2 separate regions of the Mus musculus genome follow, and region 1 is linked to region 2. A link is a contact called in ENCODE Hi-C or POLR2A ChIA-PET data. All regions are on one chromosome and are shown on one strand. Each heading gives the region's core, a stretch centred on a gene start or an enhancer-like site at or near the end of the contact. The rest is flanking DNA. Distances are from core to core; before and after follow the strand shown.

The links. Hi-C counts contacts between places; a loop is a spot of excess contacts on that map. ChIA-PET counts read pairs that join two places held with the same protein, here RNA polymerase II (POLR2A).
Region 1: a loop to region 2 is called in a map of heart, with 2.8 times the contacts of the local background. The contact joins two enhancer-like sites. A Hi-C loop is called at or near these places in 3 of 37 maps with a recorded cell type or tissue (CH12.LX, heart and v-Abl transformed pro-B cells). POLR2A ChIA-PET finds 5 or more read pairs at or near these places in 1 of 5 experiments (Patski).

What each region holds. Positions count from the first base shown.
Region 1 is chr7:98,562,969-98,567,005 of GRCm38, reverse strand. No RefSeq gene overlaps it. Among named protein-coding and RNA genes, the nearest start is that of Gm23040, 58 kb to the right of the region's middle. Within about 2 kb of position 2,270, at least 1 of the 3 ENCODE cell types and tissues checked has a DNase peak (open chromatin) inside an H3K27ac peak, as active enhancers do; it is heart, where a contact is called at or near this core.
Region 2 is chr7:98,521,319-98,525,245 of GRCm38, reverse strand. No RefSeq gene overlaps it. Among named protein-coding and RNA genes, the nearest start is that of Gm23040, 16 kb to the right of the region's middle. Within about 2 kb of position 2,050, at least 1 of the 3 ENCODE cell types and tissues checked has a DNase peak (open chromatin) inside an H3K27ac peak, as active enhancers do; it is heart, where a contact is called at or near this core.

The DNA of each region.
Region 1 (4,037 bases), core at 1,021-3,520, 42 kb before region 2:
GATTCCAAAGGAACAAACACACATTCAGTGTTTCTCCCAATGTGAGATTTATGGGGAGTCTCCTGTGGCTGGCTTAGACTTGGCAGGTTTCTGTGGGGAGAAACACTGTCTTAGGTAGCATGAGGCAAACTATTCATGAATGTGGTATACGTCCCCACTTCTTCAGGATAACTTCTGTGTCCCTCCGGTGAGGCTTCGCTCAGAATCTGAGACTTTCACTGGATTTATTCCAAGGCATGTACTTTTTATTGATAGAGAGAATCGCATATCCTTCTTAAAGTACCTTTTGTAGTAAAACAAAACAAACAGGAAAAAAAAAAAAACCCTGGTATTGTATAAGAACACAACTGACTTTTGTATATCGATTTTACATCAGGCAAAATGTTCAAGTCTCGTAAGCCTGATAATTGACTTCAGATTATTTTGCTTTTCTGTGTAGAAAATCATATAATCTGGACGGTGACTGCCAGCTTCCCTCTGGCTTTCAGTGTGCACAGTGTTTCCTCCCCTGATTTTTCCCTGAAGCTTCTGATAAGATGCTGGCAGACGTGGCAAGAGCAGCCATACTTACTTCTCTCATCCCTAAAGTTGATTATCTTTATTTATCATCTATCTGTGTGTAATTGTATATACGTGGGTGTGCCTGTCACCATCCACGGGGAAGCCGGAAGACAGCAGACAATGGCTCTCTCCTCCACCCGAGTCCTGGGGAGCAAGCACCTCCAGCCCCACATATATTTTGCCAGCTCTTATTTGTGTTTTAGAAAAACAATACTATTAACCAGGCATTGTGATTCACACCTGTAACCTTATTACATAGCAGGCCAAAACAGGAGGCTCCCTTGTTGAAGGCCTGCCTGGGCTACATTGGGAGAGAGCCTGACTCAAATAAACAAATACAAACAACGCTCAAAATTGAGTAAAACGTTTGTTACAGGTTCTGGGATGTGTATGAGGATATCAAATTTTAAGTTTCTAAACTTGCTTACTTGCAACTTTATAACTCCTCATGGACATATATTAATTTTTAATCAAGTTTCAAGATATATGTTTGACATAAGTCATGTTTTTTCCCATTCCTAATTTTTAAAAAAAAAAATTCATCTTTCAGATTTTCCCTTGGATTCTATCAGTGAGCATGATTCACGTGACCCTGGGGGTCTTTGGAGTTTCTTAGATTTGCAGTGCAGCTCAGTTTCTTATCAGTGTGCGGAGGAGATCTCTGTGTATTTTACTTAAGTTTGGCTCCGTGGGCTGGAGCCGCTGCTCAGGTTTTAAAAGCAGGAACTGTTCAAGCTTCCACTCGAGTTAGGATCAGGAGCCTTCCAGGAGGTCTGACATCCTCTTCTGGATTCCGTGGGCACCAGCATTCTTGAGCACATAAGCACACACACACACACACACACACACACACACTTAATACTAATTTTAAAATCCTTAAAAGTGGTTCCATTTCCCAAGCATTACAGCTGTTTCTGTATCCATGCATTTGGCTTGCTCTTCCCACAGTCGCTAACATCTTACAGAGGCTACTTTGTTTACTTGGTCCCTCAAGCCTTGTTACTACTCTCTGACTGTTTCGTCATGAGTGGCTGAATCGTTAATGGGGCCACTTTCTGTAACATTCTAGCAATGGTCCCACCGGGTCTACCTAATAACAGCCCTCCAATTAGTCTCTATCAGGAGAGCTTTGCTGTCCTAAGTTCTTAAAGTTGATTTTTTTTTTTTTTTTTTTTTTTTTGCCTACTTTGACAGTCTTCCTCTTGTGGTGGTGGTGAGTAATGGACCCAATTTGTTTCTGCCACACAGCACACAGTAGGGGCTCAGGCGATGAGCCATTGTGACCCTGTGCCTTATAGAAGCCTGTCTGGGTGTGCTGTGATGGAGAGTAAGTTCTCTGTTGGGGTGGGGACCTGTGTCACTGTTACCCCACTGTCTGGAGGACCAACAGGACTTTTTTTTTTTTTTTTCCCAAGAAAAGGCCGGTGTTTCCAGAAAGATATGGCTGAGAAAAACCAACCTTCTCTGAGGTCACATATCTGTTTCCTAGAAACTAGATGTGAGTGAGGCCAGGCCGGTGCCCGAGTCACAGCGTACATTTCCTGTTTTTCACCCACTAACTAATAAAGTTATTTCCTTCGTGTGCTGTGTGACTGAGCAGGAAGGCCCCATGGCTTCAAGGCCTGAGGCCAGCTGTTATCCACCACCCAGCTCCAAGTGGAGGGCGGAAGTGGCCTGGGCTCCCCTGGGGAGGAACTTCCTCTCCATCAAGAGAGTCAGGCTGTACTATCCTATCTGTTGTGCCCTCCACGGCCCAGCAGTCACAGTGACCCTGGGACATCACCACAGTCCACTCTGACACCTCTCAGGCTCTGTCCCTGGCCTGGAGTCTCCTGGATGTCTGACCAGCACTTCAGGCCCCGCAGGTCCTAGATGGACTTTCTTTTCCTTAAATATCATATGGATTGATTGGCTTAAGGAGGGTCTTAAGAAGCTTAGGCCCACCTCAAACTAGCTATGTAACCAAAGATGACTTTGAACAGCCCCTGCCTCCTGAGGGTCAGAACCACAGCTGTGTGGTGCTGTGCCCAGTTTAAGGGGTGCTGAGGATGGAACCCAAGCTTCATTCATGCCAAGCAGGCATTCTACAACTGAGCTATACTCTCAGGCCTGCAGATGAATCCTAGTGTCTCCTTGCCTGTGTTCCTCACTGTACTCCTGGAGACCACAGTCCTCCGTGTTGGCTCGAGGCGCCCAGCAGCTCTGCCATAACCAAGGAAGACATGTCTGTGCAACTGTTTCCAGACTCTGCTCTGCCCACCCAGCCCCACCTCGGGTTCCACTCACAGACAGTAGTATGGCCTGGCAGCACTCCTGCCCTCTAGTTCTGGGAGCTTCTCTGAGGCAGGTGCAGGCAGGTCAGATTCAGCACTGCGCTCCTGGAGCCCTGCCCCAGCTGCGACCTGGGAAGACTGCAGAGAGTTTGTCTGTCAAATAAGTGAATTTTGAATGAATGAGAGGAAGGAATAAATGAATTGTGAATGAATGAATGGATAGGTGGGTGGAGGGAGGGAAGGAATAAATGAATTGTGAATGAATGAATGAAATTGTAAATGAATGAATGAATGAATGAATGAATGGAAGGAATAAATGAATTGTGAATGAATAAATGAATGAATGAGTAAAAGAAGAAAGACATACATAGAGCCTCTGTGTTTTCTCCAGATGTTGATCTGCATCCCAGCTTCCCAACCACTTTCCCTGGTTATGGTTTTCAGAACACTTTTCTTCCCCCAATAGCCAGAATAAGCTGGCCTTGAGGACAGGACCCTGGTGATCAGAAAGCAAAAGACTTGAGCACTATGCTGCTATGCTACTAAGTGGCTGTGTGGCCTTGGCTAGTCCCTTCCTGACCACTCCTGCCCCTCTTCTTTCTGGTGTATAGAAAGTATTGAAGGAGACTTCCTTCCAGTGTCTCCTGGCGGTCCCTATCATCGACTGGCCTCCCGAACTCACCCAGGCAGAAAGACTGGGTATGGATACGGGATCCTGATGCTTCTGGGACTACTGCCTCATGGACGCTATTGTGGACTTACCTACCAGCTTCTCTGTCTTGAGGGCTGGGGTTCTGACTTGCCTTCACACACTCATCAAAGCATTGTCTGTGCCAGGCTTTGTATGGGGCTGGGTATGGTGGTGGGGATCACAGCCATCTCACAGTGAGTGAGAGCTGTGCACGGGACTTGGTGCCTCCCTGCCAGGGTTGCTCTGTCTGTGGGAGATCAGAACCGGACACAGATGTGAGCACTTCCTAGCACCTGTTGGAACAAAGCATGCTTTAGCTGCTCGGCTGTGCGAGGGACTTCTTGAGAACCCCTGAGATGCTTATCTTTGCCCCACAGTGCTTCTCAGAAGGGGCCTACAGCTGTAGACTGTACAAACCCTGGCGTCTGGGCCCCAGGCCCCTCCCTCCAGCTCCTCTGTCTAGAAGACAGAAGGCAAAGCTATAGGTGGTCTAGTCTAGGGCAGAGTGTGTT
Region 2 (3,927 bases), core at 801-3,300:
TATAAACAGATGACCTGGAGCCAACAGAAGGAAGCCACACACAGGCATGGGGAAAGCTGAGAGAGGCGAGGGGCAGTATGGATGCTGAGCAGATCTGTGTTTGTAAGCACTCACAGGGCAGAGGAGCAAATGCTGGGGTCAGGTCCTCCCATTCTGGGAAGGATTGCACAAGTCAAAGATGCTGGGACTTGGGAGACTACCAGAAAGAGCATGTAGCAATAGAAACACCTTCCTTGACAGATGAGGTGGGGCAGCGGGCCTCTCCAAACCAAGTCCAGAGACACTGAATCTTATCCCACAGGCAGAAATTGGCAGTAATGTCTAAACTGAGAATAATCTTTAGGCTGTTGGGGATGGGGGGCAAGATAGAGAGTGGAAACTGAGTGAATGTAGGGAGACACCACCCAGCTTGAAGACGGTGTCAACACTGTGGCAAAAGAACCTGATCAAGGAGATGAGCGACACTGGGGACACAAGATGGAAAAAGTTACAATGACTGTTAGGGACAACAGTTTACAGACAACAGAACCAGGGCATCTGGATTCCAGTATTGCCTAAGTATGACCTGGAACAGATCTCTGGCTTACATCCAGGCCTCTGTTCCCACTATTCTACCTCTAGAAGGTCGCACCGGCTCATCTCTGAAGACCTTTATGCCTTTGAAATTCTGTGCTCCGCAGGCAGCCAGGCAGCCAGGGTTCCTGCAGGGAAGAGAAAAGCGGAGCCTGATTCTGAGCAAAGAAACGCTCAGGAAACAGGGAGCAGGGAGCAGGGAGCAGGGAGCAGGGAGCAGGGAGCAGGGAGCAGGGAGCAGGGAGCAGGGAGCAGGGAGCAGGGAGCAGGGAGCAGGGAGCAGGGAGCAGGGAGCAGGGAGCAGGGAGCAGGGAGCAGGATGGGTCAGGGTTCCAGCTCGGTCTCTCCACCTCATCCATCTTGTTAATCACAGCAGGGTGGCCCGGCTGAGGCCAGAGACCAGATGCAGAAGAGAGGAACTGTTTCAGCCGGTAGATCAGAGAGGAAGTATGGAGAGCTTCCAAAATGCTGTGAACGAGTTGTGGGCTCTGGCTGGGTGCCATCAGTCTTTAGTGAGCCAGATTCGGGGAGGCAGGCCCATTTCCCCTCCTGCATCACACCAGCAAGGTGATGAAGAGCCCTGGGGAGCTGACAACATTTGAAAGCAAACCTTGCCCCCCACTCCCCCCCCCTGCCCTCCGGAGCTAAATAGATGTCACGTGTCACCTGGCTGCAGTCTAAGGCTGCATCCTCCCACCCCACCCCAAAATGCACAGCTGCAGTCAGCAGGCTGCTCTGTCTCTCCTGGCCTTAGCTAGTTTCCAGGATGGTTGTTGCTCCCTTGGCCTTAATGCAAGATGGCTGCCACTGGCAGTGGAGGCCCCATGCTTGCCTGTAGCTATCTGGCTAAAGAGAGGCAGTGGAGATGGTTCTCCTGGCTGGGGTTGGAATTCCTTTTCTTTACTCTGAATGGGACAAATTGGGTTCGGTTTCCATCTCATTACAGCATCTCTGGGAATGCCCTATACTGACTGGCTTGGAGCAGTTGGGATCTAGAGTGAACGCTGGGAGTGGGGAGTACGGCCAAACAGAATTGGGGTTCTCCGAGGTGGTGACAGTGTGCTTATGGGCCCCTCAGTCTCAGCACTGACCAAACTAGATAGGGCAGGCACCAGGCCACCAGGGCACTGAGGGAAGGAGTGTGAGGAACTAGGGCCACCCAAAGGGTAGGTGGCAGGGACTGACCTGAGAAGACACAGAAATCCAAAGGGCTTCAAGCTGCACCTAAAGCCCGAGAGTGATTCCTCCGGGCTCAGCCAGTCTGTCCCCTAGGGCTGGCTCTGCTCCAGCCTGAGGGTGCACACCCATCACTAAAGCTGCCTCAGAGCTGACTTTGGACTAGATCCACAGCTGGGGATGTGGGTTTGAACTCTGGCTCTGAGCTTCTGTGTTCTCTGGCAGATGGGGTTAGGGGCCCCACCTTTCAGTGCCGCTTGGCTTCATTCCTGGAGGGCTGGGCGAAGTGAAATAGAGCTCTGCTAACTGTGAAGTGCTGTGTTACCACTGGGCTTCCCTTCTGCTGAATACATTAAGCCCTGGAAAGCTGTGGAAGGAGCAGACAGGCTTTGAATCTACTTGGCAATGGAAGAGATGTGTCCCAAGAGCGTTGGTGACCTGCTCAAGGTCATACAGGACTAGAATGTAGCCCTAGGGTTCCAGTCCTGTCTCTTGTCCTAGGCCCCCAGGGTTGAGATGGGTCCAGTCCTAAACTGGGGTGCTGGCGTTGGGGGGGGGCACAGCTGCCACTTGGCAGTGCCTGCTTGCACGTCCTCCAGTTTTTCGGGGGCCATTCTTCAGGGGTTCACTAAGGTGAGGTCATACTTCCTCTCTGGTGGCTTCCTGTTTTTGCCAAACAATGACCCTTTTGGGACCTGGTGCCAGCAGGCCTTGGCTGCTGCCAAAGGCCTTGACTTCTTGCATAAGAGGAAGAAAGGTCCTGGTTTCCAGGGATGTGGTTGGCCCCATACTCCGACATGGCTTTGAATTCAGCCCTCCCTTCTGTTCTGGTCACACACGTGAGCATCCAGAAAGCCCAGCTAGATAAGGTTCAGCAGCTCTCTACCAACATTTACTCTGAATCCATGAGGGCAGGGTGTGATGTGTCTATGGGGACAGAGACACGAAGGGCAGCCTCCCCCTGGAGTGACTGGCTAAGTCCTCTGGCTATCCACCTCTCATTGCCTTAAGAGCGCAGAGCTTGTCTCCCCATCTGTTAGTGCAGGCAGCTATGTCAGTCTCAGGATACACAGGGAGGCAACCCTAATGTGTGGAGAACAGTAGAGATGGCTTCCTGGTAGGTGAGAGGGGACCAAGGTTTAGATATGAAAAGCCTGGAGCTGGGACCTGACTCCGCACCTCCTGCTTCCTCCTCAATGCTTTTTTAAAAATCATAAACAAGGCCTGCTATGGGATGTCTTTCATCCCAGCACTTGAGGGGCAGAGGCAAGTGAAGCTCTGAGTTAGAGGGTAACCTGGTCTACACAGTGAGTTCCAGGATGCCAAGGCTACATAGTAAGAGCCTGTCTCAGGCAAACAAATGAAAACCATTTCAAACATGTTTATTCACTTATTTTATGGGATGGACCTCAGGGTCTTGAGTTCAGAAGACCCCTTCCTTCCACTAGGTGGGTTCTGGGGAGCAGACCCTTGACCTTTACCTTCTTAGACGGCCCTGCCATCCTCAGAAGGCTTTAAAAAGCAGCCAGTCTAACTGCAAACCTCCTAAGACTGGAGCTGCCAGGAGGGGTGTCTATGAGTCTGTGGGGTGGGGGCTCTGATGTGAATAAAATACATGGGAGAATGGAAGAAGGGGATGATGGGAGGGAAGTAATGAGGTCCACTGTGTGTTAGGCACACAGACATCCTCATCCCCACTCCACAGGTGAGCAAGTGCTGATCCACAGAAGAGCTCGGCCTGAGAGGGCAGAGCCAACGGGACTCTCAACTGGGCTCTGCATTGTGGATGCTCTGTAGGACTTCTTTCACTCCAGGTCTCCCCTCCAGAGGGGCTGTGCCTGCTGTGCCTGCTGTGCCTGCTGTGCCTGCTGTGCCTGCTGTGCCTGCTGTGCCTGCTGTGCCTGCCTATGAACTACAGGCAGAATTTGTGCTCAGAGTCAGAACTGTCATTCTCCCTGCCTGGTTTGCCAGCATCGCCTGGCCACATGTCTGAGGCAGGGGAGCGGCTTGGCAAGACCTGGTTCCCCAGAACCTTTAGGATTGTTTTGGGGTCTTTACTGCTGTAGAGATAATAAGGAGGCTGTCCTCAGGTCCCCTCAAAACCTCTTCTCCTAGGGCAGGCTGTTCCTCTGGGCCTCTGGGGGTCTAAGAGAATCACAGCCTTCCTGCTAAGGGTCT